Linked DNA regions of Homo sapiens: region 2 is linked to region 1. A link is a loop called in an ENCODE intact Hi-C map of the cell type or tissue named here. Cell type or tissue: PC-3. All regions are shown on one strand. Each heading gives the region's core, and the rest is flanking DNA. Links, peaks and the distances in the headings are about the cores only.

The links. A loop is a pair of places that touch in the nucleus more often than their neighbours do. Peaks named below come from ENCODE experiments on the same cell type or tissue, not always from the same donor. Only the 100,000 strongest peaks of a DNase experiment are listed, where the experiment ranks them.
Region 2: a loop joins it to region 1, with 4 times the contacts of the local background. A loop is called at or near these places in 2 of 110 quality-filtered maps.

Annotation. Positions count from the first base shown.
Region 1 is chr9:115,491,849-115,502,888 of GRCh38, reverse strand. No RefSeq gene overlaps it. Among named protein-coding and RNA genes, the nearest start is that of DELEC1, 360 kb to the right of the region's middle. In PC-3, for the core only: no CTCF peak of the experiment used is centred there; DNase peaks (open chromatin) are centred at 4,388 and 7,398; H3K4me3 peaks cover 343 bases; H3K27ac peaks cover 2,630 bases.
Region 2 is chr9:115,391,081-115,402,120 of GRCh38, reverse strand. It overlaps DELEC1 (deleted in esophageal cancer 1), which reads right to left. Exons shown (of 8, transcript NR_163556.2): 6 at 1,689-1,762; 7 at 811-928; 8 at 1-3. Among named protein-coding and RNA genes, the nearest start is that of DELEC1, 250 kb to the right of the region's middle. In PC-3, for the core only: a CTCF peak has its summit at 5,628 (motif pointing right); DNase peaks (open chromatin) are centred at 6,140 and 7,620; H3K27ac peaks cover 3,827 bases.

The DNA of each region.
Region 1 (11,040 bases), core at 970-8,969:
TTTATTTTATGCATTCTATTCTCATGCTTTTTCCTTTTTTCTCATGTTTTGCCCATTTAAAATATTTCACTGATTAGGGATTTATTTCTCCTTACTCCATATTGTTCCCTCCTCTGTGCTGTTTTGGAAGTCTCCTACTAGATTTCTATTATTACAGTGTTTCTCTGAAATTAAATACTGTACCTGCTTCATTTCATCCAAAGTTAGTCCATATTTACTTTCTCTTTCTGAACACAAGAATCTAAGGACATAGTAATTCTCATTATCCTTACATGACATATACTGTTTATTGCAGAATTTTAATTCTAGATTTCAAATAGATAGTCAAGGTTTGTTTAGACTTATCCACATGGGTAACATTTTTTTCTCAGTATTTCTTGTTGCATTCCAGACCTTCTTTTATGGATTATTTTTTTCCTTCCCAAATTTTATTTTTTTAAATTACTTTAGTAATGGTAGTGAATTCAGTTGTTTATCTGAAGAAGTCTTGATTTTACTATTGTTTTTAAATTGGTATTATTGGATATTCAATTCCAGCTTGATTTTTTCCAATAATTTGAAATGTTCCACTCTCCTCTTTCTGTGGATTAAAGTTAGCAGCTAGTCTAACTTTCATGCCTTTGACTTAAGCTGGTTTATTCTTCTGTCATATTTTAATAATGTCTCTTTGCTATTGATGTTTTCCTATGTCACTGTAGTTTTACTATAATTTATTTAGTTTATGTGTGTCTTTGTCTTTCTACTTAGGATTCACTAAACTGCTACTATTGCTTTGCATAATGCCTTTTGACAATCTGTTCGCCTCTTTATGTCTAGAACTGTAATTAAGCATGTATCAGACCTACTAATCTATCATGTATTGCCAAGAGATGCAAATAACTCCATGGCACATCTCCTCATTTCCCCTTTTGCTTTTCTTTTCTTTTTTTTTTTTTTTTTTTTTTTTTTTTGAGACAGAGTCTCGCACTCTCGCCCAGGCTGGAGTGCAGTGGTACAATTTCGGCTCACTGCAAGCTCCGCCTCCCGGGTTCATGCCATTCTCCTGCCTCAGCCTCCCGAGTAGCTGGGATTACAGGCGCACACCACCACGCCCAGCTAATTTTTTGTATTTTTAGTAGAGACAGGGTTTCACCGTGTTAACCAGGATGGTCTCAATCTCCTGACCTTGTGATCCGCCAGCGTCGGCCTCCCAAAATGCTGGGATTACAGGCGTGAGCCACGGCGCCTGGCCTGTATTTTCTATCTTATTATACTTTAGCATTGTTCTCTGTTTAATCTCTTTACATTGCCCTGTCAATTCTTGATTTTTCTCTCTAGCTTTAATTGATGTTTAATATATCCAATGTAATTCTAATTTCAATTATCATATTTTTATTCCTATAATTTCTGATCTTTTACCTAATTTACCTGACCCATTTTTAACAAGTTCTTGCTTCTTATTGATTTTTTTGTTTCTTTTTAAGAACATAATGAATATAAAAGTGTTTTACATTGTATATTCGTACAAGTAGTCTTTTGCATATGACTATACTGTTTGATGTTTCTCCTGGGTTTTATTTATAATACCACTAATTTTTATGTGCTTTGTGATTTTTTATTTTGAGTTCCAATTCACTTGTCCATATTTGTCAGAAATATTTAAAACCTATGTTGAGAGTGTATTCCTCACGGAAATTTGTCTAGAGGCATTACCAATCCAGAACTTTAAAGTCTAGATTAACATGTTTTGTGCCACAAAGGTTGTCTGAATTACAGCTCTAAACCTGAGTGAGAGTGGGCTTATGATTGGGAAGTTTTAAGGGAATTTTCTTTTTTCTTCCTCTCAGAACCAAGGCCAATAACTCCATCACATGCCTCTGAAAAACATGGTTTTCTCTAGTTCACCCACTGATGTGTTGCATCTTAGGAATTTCAGATTATGAGGCATCTCCAATCTGATCTTCAAATTTACGTGGGCCCCAGAATTTATTTCCCACAACCCTTTCTGTACCTTTTTGAAACCTAAGCTCTGGGCCACCAGATAACAGCAGATGCCTCTAGTCAAGAAAATCATCCTTCCCCAGCATTTTAGACATTTCACTCACACAAGTATTATTTTAGACATTTCATCCTCTGTACTGCTGATAAAGTCACTCCTATTCACTCTTCTAAAATTATTCTAAGTGTTGAAGAAGATTTAAAAAATTATCCAGCCTGGCTAAAGCTCCTCCTCTGTTATTCCATAGCAAGAATGAATTCATTCTAACTTAGCTCTAAGTATAATTTGTTACCTCCTCTGTTTATTCACTTTTGTCTTAACAGTGAGCTCCTTGAAGCCTTCCAGTATGGCTTAACGAGTGTTTTCAAATAGCATCTGAAAAATAAGCCCTCTCACGGCTCAATCTACTTTGTTTTAATAATTGTTTGTATCAATGTATAGCTAAGTAGACACACACACACACACGGTGATTTGTTACTGTGATTTGCCCACTTCTAATATGTTTTCTAGGACCATGTCTATCCATTCACTCAGCAAAATTTCTTCAGTTTGCTATATGTGAAGAGTAAAGTAAGATCACTCCCTTCAAAATACCTCAACTTAAGGTTAAATATGAAAAATATAAAAATATGTAGAAGTTATCAAGAAAGTAGTCTTATTATTCACTTCTAGCTTCTTCAGGCATCTTAAATTTTTTTCATTTTCCCATAGATACCATGATAGTTTTTGCTTAAGGGCAAAATTACTACTAACTTAGAGGATATATTTGTTCAAGTTAGAGAAAGACCTGATTTCTGTACAGAATTAGGAAGAACCTCTAGGTAGAGGAAGCCCCAAGAACCCATCACTTGACTTGTGAAAGTTGTCTTTTTGCAAAAAAAGAGAAAAAAAAAGGAAAAAGAAAAAAAAAAGCACTCCTTCCTCCAAGTAGATGTGTCTGGATTTTAGTCTCCACTTCATCATCAAACGGTGCCCAACAGGGATCAGGCTGCACAAAGATATGTACTAGGTATCTAAGTAGGGACATTGAACAGGCAATCTGATATAAGCCTCTCAAGCTTGAGATGGTCCTAGGTAGAGACACACCTTTGAGATTTATCAGATTATAAATATTGTATCTGTTTAGACATTATCCCCACCAAGAAGACTCTCCTTACACCTGAAATCTCAGACACCCAAAGAAGAGAAGGAAAAACAGGATATTGAGACATGGAGGAAGTCTTAGAAATCAGAGTTGATTCTTATGACCACTCATCACACAGACTCTGGATTTGAGAAGTTTTTTATAAATACAGGTGAAAAACTCATCACTAGCATCTTCAGCATTATGCAGTAAGCAAAACAGGCTTCCATGTTGGGCACACCTCCATCACAATTGTCATCACACTGTGAGGGTTAGTGTTTAATTATTTATAAATTTTTTTTAAAGTTTACCAGTTTAAACTGCCAAACTGTCTTGCACACCACTAATAGTGCACATTCCTCACTTTGTGATATACTGGGCTGGATGATTTTCCAACCCAGCCTGGAATTCAAGGGTCTAGTGAATGGTATAGATTAATGGGAATTCAGATAAGAAAAGAAGGCTTCCTGGATGCAATGGAAATTGTTAGTAAACTCATGTGCTTGGAATAGTTAAGCCATGAGCTCTAAGTTGTCTTGGACAGCCTACCTGAGTTCTAGCACAGAGACTGTCATAATGTTAAATCAATAAATATTCATAGCATGAATTAAGTTTGCCAAGAGGCTTGGCCTGAATTAGATGCCTCTGTAAATTATTTTATTCTATAAGTTATGGACTGCTGGATACAATCAAGTGATCAGTTTTTATATTCATAGTGCTAGTCAGCATTTGACAAGACACTCAACATGAACTTACTGTGTGGCTGCTATTACTCACTAATATAAAGGTTCCTTATGGCAGCCAGGAGTGATGGCCCATGCCTGTAATCCCAACACTTTGGGAGGCTGAGGCAGGTGGATCACTTGAGGCTAGGAGTCCGAGACCAGCCTGGCCAACATGGTGAAACCCTGTCTCTACTAAAAATACAAAAGTTAGCAGGGCATAGTGGTGTATGCCTGTAATTCCAGCTACTGAGAGGTTGAGGCTGAAGAATTGCTTGCACCGGGAGGTGAAGGTTGCAGTGAGCCGAGATCGCGCCACGGCACTCCAGCCTGGATGACTTCAAAAACAAAAAAAGAAAGAAAAGATTGCTTATGAGAATGTAGTCAGGATATTATGGTAGCATTATTAAGGCCATTAAGGGTGAGGGCATTTCCCCATTTAGTGTAACACCTTCAAAGAACACTAAAATATATCGTAAACATCCTCAGTGCTTGCTTACTCAACAGACAGAAGATTCATAAATCCAGTGAGTCATCCTATACCTGGCTCTGTACTGTCCCTCATGGGTAGGAAGCTGTTTGCACAGTTAGGTTTTCCCGGGAACAGAGGACAGCTTGCATTTTTTGGTTCCTGTTTATTTTCAGCAACTGTAGTCTTTCCAAACAGCAGTTCATGAGAATTTCAGAGACGTGCGACTGTCATGAGAAAGCTGTATAATCCAATAAGCCACTTGAGCCAAGATTTTAACCATGCAAGTGGCACATTAGTCTTTAAGGGGTAACCACTTTATCCAAGATGACCCAGCTGACCCAGGTGGCATCTTCCTATACTGCAGGGTGAGGCATAGAACGGGAGACTCAGTCTTCCCACAGTCTTAGCTGCTAGGCACAATGACATTCTTTGTTATTTATTCAGCTGTTAACCTGAGAACATATATAACTCCTTTTTGTTGTTGTTGAGACGGAGTCTTGCTCTGTCACCAGGCTTCAGTGTGGAGGCACCATCTTGGCTCACTGCAACCTCCGCTTCCTGGGTTCAAGTGATTCTCCCACCTCAGCCTCCCGAGTAGATGGGACTACAGCCACGCGCCACCACACCCAGCTAATTTTTGTATTTTTAGTAGAGACAGGGTTTCACCATGTTGGCCAGGATTGTCTCAATCTCTTGACCTCGTGATCTGCCCGCCTCGGCCTCCCAAAGTGCTGGGATTACAGGCGTGAGCCACTGCGCCTGACTCATATCTAACTCTTGACGAATCTGTTTAGTGAACCAAGGAAGAGATTAACTAGATAGCAACTGCTCATTTTTTTAAAAAAAAATAATCTCATGTTTGGGCTTAAGATACTTGTTTAGTCCCAGATTTGTCATTAATGTACTCTATGACCTTGGGCGACTTATTGATTCTTCTGGGCCTCAGTATACCGATCATAACAGAAATTAGAGTAACAAAACAACAACCTTAAAACGAAAATGAGATTGAAGGATTCAGTGGTCGCTAGGATTATTTCTGTTTCAAAGATGCGTGGTGCCAGAGTGTGACTGACATCCTATAAGCATTTTATGGGCTATAAACATCTAGGAGGCTACTTTCAGAAGCTGAGCTTCTGTGGATGTTAATTCTTGAAGATAATCTCTGATATATGCCCAAAACACAAGAAGAGCTGGCTGACATATAAACACACTTTGAGAAAGAAATGAGCAGGATGGAAATGGGACATTGGGATATCACCCAATACAGTGATCAGTGCCCAGCCCTCACTTCTAAGCCTTTATATGTGAAAAAATAAAGACCAATACATTCAAAAAGCCTTTTGTAAAATAGTACAAGAGAAGTCTAACAGCTAAATGGGGAATAAACGAAAGAAGGGAAAGACTGAATTGACTTGAGAGTTTTAGAGGAGCATGAATCATAGCGTAAATGTAAATGGGTGAATATTAATCTTGGATTCTCCCATTTATTCACTCTGTGCCATGGAGTGAGTTGACTGACAAGGGCCGGCTTCATGGGCATGTGACCTGTGAAGTCACATAAAGCCCTATGCTTAGAAGGGCCTCATGCCTGATTTTATGTTCTGCTACTGGTACCTCGAAATGCTCAATAATTTTTTAACAAGGTCCTTGAAAATTATGTTGCCGTCATGAGTATAACTTTTCTAAAATTTGGCTTCTTTATCTACAAAATGAGAAGGGTCATACTTATAGTTCAGGATCCTAGTGAGGATTAAGTGAGATAATTATGAAATTAAGCTCAGTGCATGACGTATTTGCTAAATAAGTGATTAAGTCTTGTTCTCCACCTTGATCCATTTCTCTCCCCAAATCTAGCTGTTCTCTTTAAAAGGAGCCATAAGATTAAGAGTTGGTTTTTTTTTTTAACTTTCTCCTTAGTTTGTTTTCACAGACTAGTGCAGTCCAAATGTGGAAGCATAAAACCATCTTGAATAAAAGCTGGTTTTGGCCAGCTCAGAAATATTAAATACAATAAAATCTCTCATGGTTTTACAGTTGGTGTTGGGGCTTTATATGGACTGATTGTTCTGATAAGGCTTTTGAGAATTTCAACAAACACCGCATTTCAAACAGTACAACATGCCCCCATCAATAATGAACATTGAGTTTAACCCCCACACCCACCACTTGTCTTTTCTAGACAAATAAACCCTTAAATGGCCAATATTTTCCTTCAATAAATCTTCTAATGTTATGGGGAAAATGTGAGTTGTTACTATGGAAAAGTCACATCATTCATTTCCCTTGTACTCTCCATTCTCAACATATTAGTTTTTAAAGAATCCAAGTTCTTCAATTTCAGAAGATGCTTCCCTCTTCACCTCCTGCAGAAGAGATTTTAATGAATATCTTTTGTTGTTTGATTTCCTGTTTCCACTCAAACATTTTTTATTTTAAGTTGATATTATCATTTTATTATTATGGTATATTATGCCTGAAATGAATGCAATGTAGCCAAGCAGACATGTCAAGTAGGCTATCACATATGCATGTCTAAAATGCAAATGAAGAGTCTAGGCTGAAAATACAAATGAGGGTGTAACTGAGAGAGGAGTGAGATCTTGAAAAGTTCAGCTGCCTAATAAACAGACAGGAAGAGAGTACAAAAAGGGAGAGAAAGAAAACAATAAGGGAGAGAGAAAGCAATAAAGCAGGAATAAAGAAGCCCTGGAAAAGACCTGCATTCTCTGAAGAAGGCAGTGGTATATGTGGAGAGAATGAGATAAAGTAGCCGTAAAGGTAAGAGGAAAACCAGGCCAGTGTGGCGTATTTAGAAAGATATGAAGGGATGGGACTCAGAACACAGGTGAAAGATCGGATCTTTGAAAGTTTGAGGGATGCACTGTGTATTGTGGCAGGTAGCGAAAGAGAAAGAGAAGATGAAGTGACAGATAGACACAGCAACATATAAGCACTACAGTAAAAATCTGGACAAAGTACTACTAAGCACACAGGGAAAAGGATTACTAAACGCCATGAGAAAGGGAAGAGAGGACAGGATTAGAGAAGCAACGTAGAAGTTCAAATATTTCACCTACCTGTCAACAGATTAGTGTGTGTTAAGTCAATATCTTTGCCAGATTAGGCAAACAAAAAGATCGTGTTGTGCAATATATGGGACATACTTATACTACAGTTTTATCTGTTGTTTATTTGAGGTTCAAATTACACTGGCAGCCCTTCATTTTATCTACAATCCTTTAGGCAGAAAAGATAGGAAGAAAGCACTCCTGAGAGAATAGAGCAAAATAAAAGCATGAGCCTTGGCAATGCATACTTTATCTAGGGAATCCCAGATACCTTGCAATAAGCAGACTAGGAAGTTGTTGCAAATGATAAGGCTGCATATCACGGAATGAAAACATATGCTTGTTAAATACCTCTCATGTGCCGGTCCCTCTTCCAGGCAATGTATATAAATCACTGAATTACAGAAAAATCGTAGATAAGGAAACAGAGGTTCAGAGAGTAAAAACAACTTGCTGAAGGTCACACAGAAGGTCACTGGAACATTTGACAACTCCAATCCCTAGATCAAGTCTCCTTCCTCTGCACCAGTGTTTACACAGTCATAATGAATCGCAGTTTCTCCCACCAGGATCAAGGAACCATACACAGAGGTACACTATGGTTTTCACTGATGAGCACTCATTTCTGGAGAAGTTGCCTTGTGATTATCTAAGTCTTCTTTCATAATTCTCTGGATACTTCAAAGAATAAAGTTGCCACCTTCATTAAAGCATATACACGCATATCTCCTTCTCTAAATGTTCACATTTCTCCAGACAGTTTTATCCTGTTTACTATAAAGCCAAACAACAACTTTGAAGACCTGAATACAAGTAAGTACTTTAAAGGTTTAAGCATGCTTTTTCCCCTTGAGAATTAGGCATGTGTATACTCATGGTTTCCAAGCCTTGGCCATTGCCTCAGGGAATTGGACAGCTTGTTTTGGCTACAGTTTGGGGACAGCACAATTGAAACATTGCTTAAATAAATGACACAGAAGTCACCAGTGATATCATGGCTTTGCCATGAAGCTGCTGCAAATAAGTCCATTTAAGTCATTGAAAGAAATACTTAAAAGGTTGACCTTTATCTTGGGCTTATGAGAAACTGGATTTTTATTATAACCCCATTATTTCAGATAACTTGACTACGAGCACAGTTTAGCTCACTTTCAAAACTACATATTTAATGTCTAATGTCCACTGTGTACCAGGAGCAGTTTGATGCTAGTAATTTCAGAATGGATTAAATATTATCCCTGACGTTCCTCTTTTTTCTCCTGATCTGTTTTTTGCTCCACTAAATTCACCCTATAATTTTTGTGGCTTTTATCCCTGAAAGACAAGTTATAGTTTGGATGAAATATCCTTTAGTTACCAAATTTTAGGAACTCCAAGAAATTTCCATATGAGTTCTAGGCTTCCTCGAAGATAGTGAAGAGATAGTTGAGTGAAGGGATAATTTCGAGATAACATTTTTCTAAATTCTGTGACCAAAATAAGGGACTCCAAGAATTGTTTTAGCGTGCAGGCATTAATTAGGTGATTATTATCATCATAATGATTTTTTAAATGTCTGGAATATTTTATAGAGTGTTTTGATAAAGATAATAAGAGCAAGTTGGGGTGAGGCCCTGAAGAAGAGCTCCTGATTTGGGCTAGGACAGGCTGTAGGGTAAGAATGTATGGTAAGCAAACCTTCCTGAAAGAGGCAATGCCTGAAGAATCATGGAAGATGACTTCAAAGAAGGAAAAAAGAGTGATATTCCAGGCAGAGATAATCCTGTAGACAGAGGCATAAAAACAAGAGGATGTTCTTAAGGTTCTCCAAGGTGAACTCCACCATTTTACAGATGGAATTACTGGCCACTAGAGAGGGGATGTGTGAGTGGGTTACTTGCCTAATGTTTTAAATAAACTGCCAAACCAGGGACGAGAACACTAGCCCCCTGACTTCAAATCACTGGTTTTCCATCCCAGTGTGAGATCTTTGTTCTTCATGTTTAGACTACATTTCAAGACCTTAATGCTGGTCAAAGTTCTTATAAACATTCCAGTTATCCCATGCAAAATTCCTCACCACAGGTTGTATGAGATGTCCAAGACCACCCTGTTTGCTAAATGAAAGATTAATTGAAGTTTGTTATGGGATGAACAAACCACGGGATATCTCTAACTTTCTGACAAGGATGAGTCCTAGTTACCGTTATTCTGAAAAATTATTTTCAGCAAATTTAAATTGACCCAAGCAGGAAATCTGACTGTACCTAGCTTCCTTCTCTCTTTCCTTCTCTGTTTACTCCTCTGCTCCTTCATCCTCAAAGTTTTGTTGATCTTGTCACTTAAAGACAATTTATGTTTTGAGGGACTATCCAATTTAGTTACCATATTACATAAACTTTAAGAGTTGCATTTGAGTTCTAACCTTCTTTGAGCCTAGGTTAAGAATGCTAGAAGTAGGTTGTTTGACCTTGAACAAACTGCTTCTTTGGTTTCAGTTTTCTTATCTGACCAGTGAGAGGGATTGGTCTGGCTAGATGTTCAGATTCCTCCCAACCCTAAAGTTTAATATTTTGTTTTTATAAGTTACTGGCAGAAATACTGAGTTGCTTACAATTTGTTTTCAAAACCTAAATATTTTTCAAGAATATGATTTAAGAAAGAGCTTATTTTCCAAACACAAACTTGTTAATGGCTTGGACACTGTTCCCCCTGATTCCTTTTGAAAAAACAAAAATAGCTTTATTCTACCTCTTGAAGCTCTATTTCTTCTTGCATGGCTTCCTACTTTTGTCCTTGGCTGATTTTTTTAATGTTGGTCTCTGTGGCCAAACAAAAACAAAAATAAGGCCAGGAGTAGTGGCTCACACTTGTAATCCCAGCACTTTGGGAGGCTGTGGCAAGTGGTAAACTTGAGGTCAGGAGTTCGAGACCAACCTGGCCAACATAAGGAAACCCCATCTCTGCTAAAAATACAAAAATTAACCAGGCGTGGTGGTGGGCACCTAGTAATCCCAGCTACTCAGGAGGCTGAGGCAGGAGAATCACTTGAACCCAGGAAGCAGAGGTTGCAATGAGCCAAGTTAGCACCACTGCACTCCAGCCTGGGCAACAGAGTGAGACTCCGTCTCAATAAATAAGTAAATAAATAAACAAATAAAACAAAAAACCCCAAACAACATCTCTACAGTTCTATGGAAGGAAGCCCATTCAAAACACAACTATTAATATTTCACAACTATTAATATTTCAATTTCCCGAGAATAGTTTGTAGTAGCTCCCCCTTTTTTATTATCTTATGAAAAGAATTCCAAGTAAGCACAGGCTAAAGATATAAGGGTGTAATCTGTATCTTTTGAGGAATTACTGTAAAATGGAATTTTTTTTCTTCTCTAATCTTTAAATGTGGCAAGGACATTTCCATTTTGTTCCAAAGCCAGGTGGTAAGAATGTGGACATCTCTTCATTCTTGAGCTGTAAGATTACCACTACCCTTTGGAGAATTGATAACACACTTAAATAAGCTCCCTCAGATGGAAAGAAACTCTGCTTTTCCAATGGAAAAATCAGGAAATTCTGGGAAAATGCCCACAGTAATCTGCTGTACATGCGTGCTATACTATGGCGGTGACTGATTTCTTCAATCTTAGTGCCTCTAACTTCTTACTTTGTCCTTATGCTCCTATAATAATGTTCTG
Region 2 (11,040 bases), core at 1,724-9,723, 100 kb after region 1:
CTGCTGGGAGACAAAAAAAAAAAAGCAAATAACCAAGCTTGCTAAATAAAGTGTGTTTAATAAGATGTCATGAAACCCAGCAAGAAAGCCAGGGGGTTTGTGCCTTCATTAATTAAATCGGATCTACAAATATTCACTGGGCTTCCTTTGTGCAAGGCCTTGTGATGATCTGTGAGCTATGCTTGCTGTAGGCAATAAAACACTGGTGTTTGGGGTCTGTAACATTTGAAAACTATACTTCTATTTTCATGAGGCTTTTAAAATGTCTGAGTTTATGGCTAATTATGAATGGTCAATACTGTTAACCTTGGACCTCTAAAGATTTGGTTAATTACAGAACCACTCTGCCTATGTATATGTGAATTTTCTATGACTCCCAAAGTATCAACATGTGTAATCTCTTGTTTTGTCCACTTTTGAGCTAAGGAAGGTTGGAATGTTTAGCCACATCTTAGAAGACAGTTAAAGGGGCTTATAAACTGGAATCATTTCAAATCCTTTAAAATATTAGACTAGAATCTACTGATTCATTAGGTCAAAGCCCATGCCCTAAGCCTTTGTCCAAGCATCAAATAACTAGCTTTTAGATCTCACTTATTGCCATGCCTAAGATGCCATATTGGAAAGGACACTGACCCAGGAATCAGCAGTTCTGGATTGTAAGAGGAAATCTGTAAGAAACTCATAGGCAAGTACCTCTGAATCCCAGGTTTGTCTCTTTTCATCTGTGAGATGAAGATGATCACATCTACCACATAGGATGAAATGATAATGTCCCTTAAAACACTATTATTAAATGAAGTATATTACCAATTCCCTCTGCAGCCTTGGGCCTGGCAAGAGATACAGCAAAATCCTTTCCTCCATTGTAGCAGACTCCTGCTTGCCACTTTACAGACCTCTCTCTGTGCAGGGCATCAGTAAAAACCTAAAGATAATAAGAGACACAAAGAAGGTATCCGTGTAGGCCATCTCCCTGGATGTACCACTCACCACATTCCTTTCACACTAGGTTGGGCAGGAAAAGCAATTCCGGGAAAGAGTTGTTCAGAGCCTCCCTGGGAACCTTGGTGTGTTTCTCTCTTGCTGGCCACTGGCTGGCCTAAGGTCACGCACAGGGAAGAACACCAGCTCCATCCAGACTCCTTGCAAGAATTTCAATGATGCATGTTAAAGACTAACAGATGTGCACTTTCTCCTCTTGCAGTCTGAGGCCAGACACCAGCTCCACTGGATGTGAGGCCTGTCTCAGGGGCTCAAACAGCAAGCACCCTAAAGTCCCCTCAACAGTGTAGAATCATATGCCATGGCTTTTGTTTTAAATGTGGAGATGTAATAGAGAGATATGGGTGCTTAAGAGGCTAGAGTAGACAATCCTGGGTAGATTTCTGACTCTGACACTTTCTGGCTATGTAACTTTGCTAAATGCATTTTTCTTATCTCTAAAAAGGGGATAGCTACTGCTGTAGTTTGAGTGTTTGTCCCCTCCGAAACTCATGTTGAAATGTAAGTGCCATTGTATCAGTATTAAGAGGTGTGGTCTTTAAGAAGTGATTAGGTCATGGGGACTCCACCTTCATGAATGGATTAAAGCCTTTATGCCAGGAGTGGGCTAGTTATCCTCAGAGTGGGTTTTATAAAGCTAGTTCTGCCCCTCATACTTCCTCTCTTACTGAGCTTTCACCTACCATCATGTGTAACACGGCAAGAAGGCCCTCACCAGGTGCTGGCACAATGCTCTTCCACTTCCCAGCCTCCAGAACTGGAAGAAATAAACTTATTTTCTTTATAACTTACCCAGTCTTAGGTATTCTGTTATAGCAACAGAAAACATCATCAGATGGCAATCTTTTGTAATGATCTAATGAAATAATGTTCAATACACATTAGTACATTGCACAAAGTACCATGTCTATAATTTATTAATCTTCTCAGTCCATTAACCTACCTAGCAGATCCCATGGGAATTACTCCATTCTCTGCAAAAGTTGACAATAAATAAAATATTTGGGGCAAGTGCTTTCTGACAGTTGCACCACAGGAGCTCATAGAGATGAAGATGAAAAACAAATTCTTTGTTGTTGTTTTTGCATTCCCTCTGACAGCAAACTCATCAGGTTGCATAGAACAGATAATTGACTAGTGCTAATTAGATTCCCTGCTGCCCTCTAGCCTTCCACCTTTGCTCCATGGTTCTCACATGGCTATGCTACAATCCATCCCTCCTTGCCCATGGTGGGAGGGAACAAAGGATGTGTAGTATGGACAAGGATGCTGCTGCCTCCCATTCCCAGAGCCCTCCCTTATGAGAAAGGAAAGCAGCAAAGACAGGAAATAGTCAGGGTGATTCCCTTCCCACTTCCGGGAGTCAGCTCTCTCATTCTCTCCTAAACCCCTGAAGAATCCTCCTGACTTAACTAGTTATGACCTTCAAGGAGGACCCATGGTCACTGCCTATTGAAAGTGTTCAGCAGATATTGAGGGTGTAGGTAAATGTTACATTTTACAAATCTGTAAATGAGCCACACAATGCTCTGGGGATGCTCCTTTCAAAATCAGGAGACATTTTAGTGGTACTAGAATAAACACAGTGGCTACAATTTGAGTACTCATAATACGCCAGAGACCATGTTAAATATACTATAGCCATTACTGATGTTTAAGGACACACGGAAAGACTGAGCAACATTGTCAAAGACCACATCCAGAAAGGGACAAAACCAAGATCCACACCCAGTCCTGGCCAAATCCAATGGTGGTTTCCTAAACTGCTGTGCTGCTATGCATCCCCCAGTTGTTCTGTATCAGTTTTGCAGTGTTTCTCTACCTCTGACTGTTCCAGGAAAAGAAAGTAATAGCATCTGCAGTGATGTGCCCCACACATCCAGATATGCTCTTCCTGGCAGTGTGGGATGGTGACAGTCATGTCACCTCTTTGTGCCTGCTTATCATTTGTCAGAGAAGATAATACTAGCACTGGCTCCTTCCATCTTAACCACAAGCTGGCTAAGAGTAATGCTGAAGATATTTATGAAATATTCTAAATAATGTTCCCAGTGTAGTCCCAGCACGTAGTAAGCATATTAATCCTCATTTCCCCTTTTCTATGTCCAAGAGGCTGTTTAGGGAGAATTATGGTAATTTCTTTGGGAAAAGTTTACTTCCTGTCTATCATTAAGGCTAATTGGGTTTCTACCTTTGAAATTTTCTAAACATAGGTATCTGATAAAACATCAAATTGAAGGAAGGTAAAAGAATATCTATATCTATCTCTCTATTTGTCTTTCTCTATATATATATTTGGTGGTGTGGGGAGTTTAAATAATTTTCAACAACTGGTATAGTGAATGACAATCTGCTTAGAAAAGAATTCAAACAAATAGTAAACATGCTGAAATGTTCAAGGAAACCTTGCCAATAATTTGATATATTTTTAGGAAGAAAGGGAAAACAAATTTATTTTAATTTTAATGATTGTTGTGGTTATAGTGTTTTCTTTTTCCACATTCGGCACAGAGTGACTTAGAGATTCTCCATAATAAGTGTCTTAGGTCCCCGAGGCAGGCTGTGATGTTGAAAAGTGTGATAGGACAGAGGCATGATTTTAAGCAGCTGTTGGGGAGATGTGGAGAAGAGGTGCATTTGACCCGTGCCCTGCTCTTCTTGCTTTGAAAAATAAAAACAGGAAGTTAATCTCAACAATCTCTGGCAACAAGGTTGAAAGAAATAGAGAGGGACAAGGAATTTTTACAAAATGTTCTTTTTTATAGTTTCCAAAACTACTCAAGTCACAGCCCAGTGTGGTTGGCATGGGAAGGGGTGGTTGTGCTCCACGCTGTCATTGAGGACCTCAGCTCCTTCCACCCTACAATGCTTTCATCCACAACACAGGGTCTCAATGGTTGCTGCAGAAGGAGCAGAGTTTAGAACACATGTCAGGTTTTAGGGCCAGGCCTGGAAATGGTGATGTCGCTTCTAGGCAAAACCGAGTCATATCATGCTCACTTCACTGCAAAAAGAGAATGTGAGGTGTCTTCATAAATACCCAGGACAAACTGGAAGGCTTTCATGCACATATTTTACTGTCTCTGTTGTATGCCTTCTTTGAATTTTTTGCTTCTACCCTGGCCCCCTTCAAACTAATATTAACCCAGCAGCCAATGGAATCATTGAAAAAATATAATTTGATTATGCCACTTCAGTGCTCAAAACTCAGCAGTGACTTTACAGTTTTTACAGAGTAAAAGCCTAAGTCATCACAATGACCTGTATGGGCCCCCATGATTTGGCCCCATTATCTTGCAAACCTCAGCTTCCACTACTCTCCCGTCACTCACAGGCAAGGCTCTAGCCATGCCTGGCACCTTAGAATCTCTTCTCTTGCTTTGTCCTCTGCCTGGAAAGCTCTTTCCCAGATTCCTCTCTGGAGCTTATTCAAACTCAAATTTACCTTTTCAATGAGGACTACCATAGTCATCCTACTTAAAACTGTAATTGTCCTTCTACCTAACACTTCTGATCTCCTTTGCCCTCCTCTCTTTCTTCCAGATCACTTAGCACCTTTTATCTAGTATTTAAACTGGTATTGTGATTATCGTCCGTTGTCTGTGCCCACTTCGCCTACACAATAAACACTCTTTAAGTAGAAAGCCGTGCTGCGCAAGGTGATGGCTGACAATGGAAAGGGAGACATTATACATATTTTATTCTATATCTTACTGCAGAGGCAAATGTTTGTGTCTTTCTTGTTCTGTGACGTAACCTGAGTACCTAGAGTAGGGCTTGTAACGTAGCAGGTGCTCTATTCATCCTTGCTAAAGGAATGAATGAATGAGTTAGAATATATGTGACTGAATGGAATGAATGGACCCAGGACAAGGCCCTGAGACTTTGTCAATTTTTTCAAAACAGGTTTAAATCCTGTACTTTGCACTTAATAGCTGCGGACCTTGGTAGATTCATTTTGCATAGGCAATGTTCTGTTTTCTCTTCTGCAAAATGAGGGTTTTCACCATAACTATTATATCTACCTCTTAAATTCACTGTAAACATTGAAACATTGAATACATCTTATACAAAGGGAAATAACTTTAACAACAGAGGCACTAATCAGTGTTATGTATCTAAGGGTATGGATTGCTTACTCTGCTTCTTGCATGGGGAATATGTATTGCTCTGGTGTGATATCTGGTTGAAGACTGGTAAGGAATCCCTGGGATAATTCCCTGAAAGCCTGCTGTCTACCACTGCTTGCTTGGCAACTTCTGATAAATAATAAGACTACATCCAGTTGGTTTCATAGACAGGCCCTAGGAGGAGTGTTCAGGGCTCTTTCTGAGGCAGCCAAGGCAAGTAGAGGCACACCAGGCCGCGGTTGTTGTTGCACTTGCTGGGACTTTCTGTTGAAAGAACTATCTCCCCTCTGGTTAGAAAACAAAGAATTCAAAGGCAATCAGACATCTCTGCCTACCACAACCCTTCATGCAATCAGGTTGAACTGCCAGGCCAAACCCTGTCTGGAATGAAAAGAAATAAGAGATGGTTATCCTTAATGCCCTATTATGCCTAAGAACCCTTTGCTTTCTTCACTCTTGGGTTTCATATGGGCTCCAGGAGGTGGCATTAAAGAGTGAAGCTTTATCTATTCTCTGTTAGTGTTTGTGTTTTATCCATTCTCTGCACTTGTGTCCCCTGGAGGAAAACAAAATTACTCCAACTCCACCCTGGAACTTTAATGTCAACTCTTCACTGGGGAGCTACAGAAAAGGATATTGGTGAAAAGTATGTGGCTACTTGCCATGAACAGATAAGGATTGTCTGTAACTGAACAGATAAGGGTTGTCTGTAGCTACTTAAAACTGAATGACTGCCTACAAATGCTTGAACAATTTATTCTTTCAAACAAAATGATTTTCTCTACATCATTCTATGAGTACTACTTATCTTTTTATGTGAAAAACATTATCATGGTCATGAAGAAACTAAACCACATCCTGCCTGAGTGATCATCTACAGTTTCATTTATAACCTTGAAATTTAGAAAATTTTCCTGAGCAAACAGACCTTCCTCAAATTCCCACTTTTACTATGATTTTTATCTATGGTCTACTCACCTTTTTAAAACCCATAATAAGAAGCATTTGCTCTTGCAATCTGCTCTGATTAAGGAGAGTTTAGAAGTCCTATGGGAAGTTTCAGAAAGGAGTTCCCAGAGGCTATTTACAAACCTCATGGAATCTAAACACTTCATTGAATAGGAAAGTTGGCATCTTGCCTTCTAATGGAAGTAAGATAAACATGGCCAGGTGGAAGGGAAGCTGCCCTCCAAGACCAAGTTCTAGCCTGAAGAGCCCTTTAGCTCATCCAAAACTCTGAGAACATCTTAAACGGAAGACTCTCAAAGAAATAAATGTTCCCATCTGTGACTGCCTCATTCCTGGCTCCTCCTTGGAACCCCTTAACTTGCCACTGAAAACCCTGGGGAGTTATATCTTGAGCTGTGGACAAACTGATTTCAGGGGCTTTCCTTGTTACCACAGTGATATCTGGGCAACAATAAGCAATTTACCAAAGGACATGCCCTTTTTTTTCCTGTTATCTTCACCCCTCTGTTTTCCCAAACTGAACTGCTCTGTGGGAACTCACAGACATCCCCTCAGATCACTCTCTCAGCTCCCTCTAGCAATGTCCCGCTCAAGCTCACAAACCCACTCCTTCTCTCTGTGCTTCTGACCTGATAAGACCTTATTATAGCTCCTATGCATTGATTTCTACTAAGGTCAGGCCCTGTGCTTGGAGACTTACATACACAGAATCAATTAATCCTCATATACCTTTGGGGTATTTTCCAATATGATTACTATTTAACACAGGAGGTAGCTGAGAATTAAAAAGTTTAAGAGACCTATCAGAGATTGCACAGCAAGGAAGTGACAGAGATTGTTAATAATGAATGTTTTTCCTCCTTATCTCTTCTCTTTGAGCTTCCTTGAACATCTATTTCATCAGTTCTTGGAAAACACCGATGGACATGCAATGTCACAGCAGTTGTGTGACTATGAGCAACTCCTTCTTTCTCTCTGAATCTGTTTCCCCTTATGTCAAATAATATGATGGGGTTAAGCTTTGTCTATGCCCCAGTGTCCTGGGATTCCAGGGATGCACATGATGGTCGTTGAAGCTGAAACACCCCAATTTGAAAACTCTCACATATTTGATCTCACTAAGCCTACTGAGAAGTTACCAGCTGGCAATGCTATATGGCTCAGAAAGAGGAGAAATTGGGAACATTTCAGTCTAGAGGTCAAGAGAAATAAGACCAGATGCAGAGTTTGGTCACTAAACATTCTTCTGATTTTTGGTAAGATAAAAAAGATCATTAGGTCCTCCAATAATTGTAGTATAGTCAAGCATTGGGGAGATTCCAGTTCACATTCTGACTCTGTCACTAGGTTATTGTATGGTCTTGGGTGAGTCACCAAAATTCTTGGGAATCTGTTTTCCCATCTATAAAGTAGAGACGCTAATAATCATGGTTCCCTCCCATGATGGTTGAAAGGAACAAATTGGCCCCACAGGTATGATTAATCTCTGACTAGCCCATCTCAGCCTATGCATGCAAAAGTTCACAACTAAATATCCAATACGCTCCCTTCTTTTCAGCCACAGCGAGTTGACCTCTTATGGACATAACTCTAGACAACAAAAATAGTCAGAAAAGGATGGGAGGTGATTGGCTTTCTTCCCCCAACTGCCTGACCATTAATGGAATTGAGCAAGAACAGAATTTCTCAACCCTTGCACTTGCTCTTCTGAGCCAGCAAGACCAAGGAAACGATGCCCATTGAAAACACTAATTTTGTTTCTTAGCCAGTGATTTCAAATACGTATTTGATCTTGAGCTTCTCCATTTTTAGACTGAACGTTGTTTGAAAGGTCCATTTAAATTTACTACTTTCTCCTCTCTTGAAGCAGATTTGTCTTTGGATAACCTTGAATAAGAATGGCAAACAAAGATGTATTCAAAAGCTCAGTTAAACTTTCCAAAGCAATGGCCCCCGGTGGGACAGTAGCTGTGACTTTTATTTGAATCCATGTCTCTAGGCACAGAGGCAACATGCACCCAGAAATGTGCTTTCCCAGCATGCCTTGCTCCAGGGTCATACCCTCTTGGGTATTAGTTATTCTTAGCTCCTAACATCAAAACTAAAGTTACATAAAAGATAAAAATGGATGATTTGTCACCCAGCAAGCACCAAATAATGTAACCACAAGGAAAGACACGTTAGGCCGAGCCTGTCTTTCTCTCAGAGATAATTTTCTCTAATGTCTCGCAAGTTACCATTTTTGTTCTCTGACAAATCCTTCCTGACCCAGAGAGCTAAGCCCAGCCCTTCATTTCTCCTTTACAAGCCCAGTGGCTCTTTCCTCCCAGTAAAATGTAGCTTCTTTGTTCTTTATGAAGAATTGTAGTTCCTGACTTGGGCAGGTGCTGTGACTCTGAGTCGACCAGGATTGGCATCATCCACCTGCTGCCACCCTCGCTCCCAGCCAGCATATTTGCTGGTCTTGTTTCTAGGCCCCCAGACCCATCCCAGCTGACCTCTGGAGCAATAGCAAACTCAAGTCTGGTTTCCTGAGGACTGACCTTCTGGAAAAGATGAAACTGTGTCCTGATCCATCTTTTCAAAAGATGCTCTCAGCTTGGCCAGTTTTTGGTCCTTACCAAGGGAACAACAGCCTATGTATATGCTCTAGCTATGAGTATTTTTATCTTCCATGTTACTTAATAATATAGACACAAATAATAAGAATACTAACAAAGGCACTTAATGTAAAATAAAATACTTTAAACACTAATAATAAATTTACACAACTACTAACTCTCGTACACACACTAATAATAACACTAACAAAACTGGTAAGAATATTATATCTACCATATACTGAAAACTTACTCTGCGTCAAACACTCTGACATGCATTTTTCTTGCACTACCTCTAGGTTGCTGCGAGTGGACCATGTAATCTTCATTTTGTACATAAATAAATTAAGGTTCCAAAAGGTTAAATAACTTGCCTACATCATACAGCTAATAAAGGCCAGGGTCAAGATAAACACTCAGGCCTGACTGGGCAAGTCATGCCTTTAATTACTGTCTTCATCTTCTCATCTAGGTGTCAGGTAAATCATCCATGTGAAAAAGGTGGAATTTGGTCCTCTGTCTTGATGAAAGAACTGGCATAAAGAAAGATTTGTGTTACATCTGTAGCCACCAGTTCTACTGGGTTTGACTATCTACCTCCATCTTCACTGATACACAGCTGAATTATTTTGCAGTGAACAGTCCTGGCTAAATGCACCAATATCCAGACACTGTTTGAACCAAATAAATGAGGTGGCATCATTATACAGATTAGAAAAATGCAAGCACTTGGGCTGCATGATTTTTTAATCTCGTCCTTGTCTATTAAGCTAGGAGTCTATGAACAGAAAGAAGGAAGGACAGAAAGAAGGAAGGAAATAAAAAGAAAAGAAGGAAGGGAGGGAGAGAGAGAAGGAAGGCAGGAAAGAGAGGGGGAGGGTACAGTGACATTTATTTTAATAGTAGTTAACATTTATTAAATCTTTCAAAAGTGCAAACCCCGCAGTAAGAGCTCTATGTATGTAATCTCATTTAATCCCTCCAGTAACGCTGATGTAAATGAGAAAAGATGATCCCTTGTGAGGTTAAGAAATTTCTCTAGGTCAGATGACTAGTAAGTGGTAGAGATAGGATTCAGATCCAGAGTTGTTTGCCCAGAGAATCTGCACATTACCACAATGCTATAATGTCTTGTAGGTGCCAAACAATGTGGTACACACTTCACACTGCATTGTGTAGAGTGCTGCAGTACTTAACATATCATGGGGCTTCCTTTTCTTCCTCAGCTGTTCATTCAGTCACTCACTCTAACTCTTTAGCATGATATATAAGGCCCTGTTTGATGTGTTCTTTGCCTAGATCTCCAGCCTTGGTGCCTATCCACCCAACGCTTCCATTTAGTTATCCAGTCAAGCTGGACTTCTTACAGATTTCTCACCTTTGGTTCACTGTCATAGGCTCTCTCTTACTCAAGCACCTCTCCCTGCTCATTCACGCAGCTCACTCCTTCTATACTTTCAAGATTCGGCCTGTGAATTGCCTCATCTGGGAATCTTTGCTGGGTTACTTCTTGTCATAGATGCCTCCTGTGTTAATTTCCTCCACATCCTGAGTTTCTCTCCCCCATGGAAGTCAGTGCACTACACACTGTGCATAAGGTTGGCTATGTCTATCTCTCTCCTCCCAGACTTTGAAGTCCTTGAAAGCAGAGACTATATTATATACACTATTGAATCCCTACTACTCAACATAGTATCTGATACCTAGCAGAATTCTAAGGATATTTCCAACATCAATGAGTGAGTGCATGACTCGCTGGCTGGATGGCTGAATGGAGTGGGCAAAGGAACAAAACTGGAGAACTGCTGCAATGAGTTGTTGCAAATGCTAAAGCTTAGGCAATGAACTAAGCCATAACCCTTGAGAGCCCTAAAAACTACAGAGAGGAAAACACAACACCAATTGAGACAAGTTAGGAAACAAGAGAAGCACATACAAGCTCATCAAGTTCAACCCTCTTAAATTACAAATAAGGAAACCCAGGCACAGAGAAGGGGAGTAGCCAGACAATGATTTATAGCTCAGTGGAGAATAGAACAAGATCTCTTGGCTCCCAGCCCACTGTTCGCTATCTTTTCTTCATCTTAAGATGCACAGAATGGGATGCTGCCCACATAAAATATTGGTTCTAATGAGGAAACTGGGGTTGAAATGGATTTCTTTTAATGAGAGGAAGTGTGCGGAGTACCAAATCCAGCAAAGTCGAACCAATAAAAGGCAATAATGAGAGCTGCAGTTAAAGTTAGACTGGGTAATAGGAAGTGCATCTAATTCCCGAGGAAAGAAGTAAGATGCAGAAACCCCACCACCACCAAAAATATGATACAACATCAGGA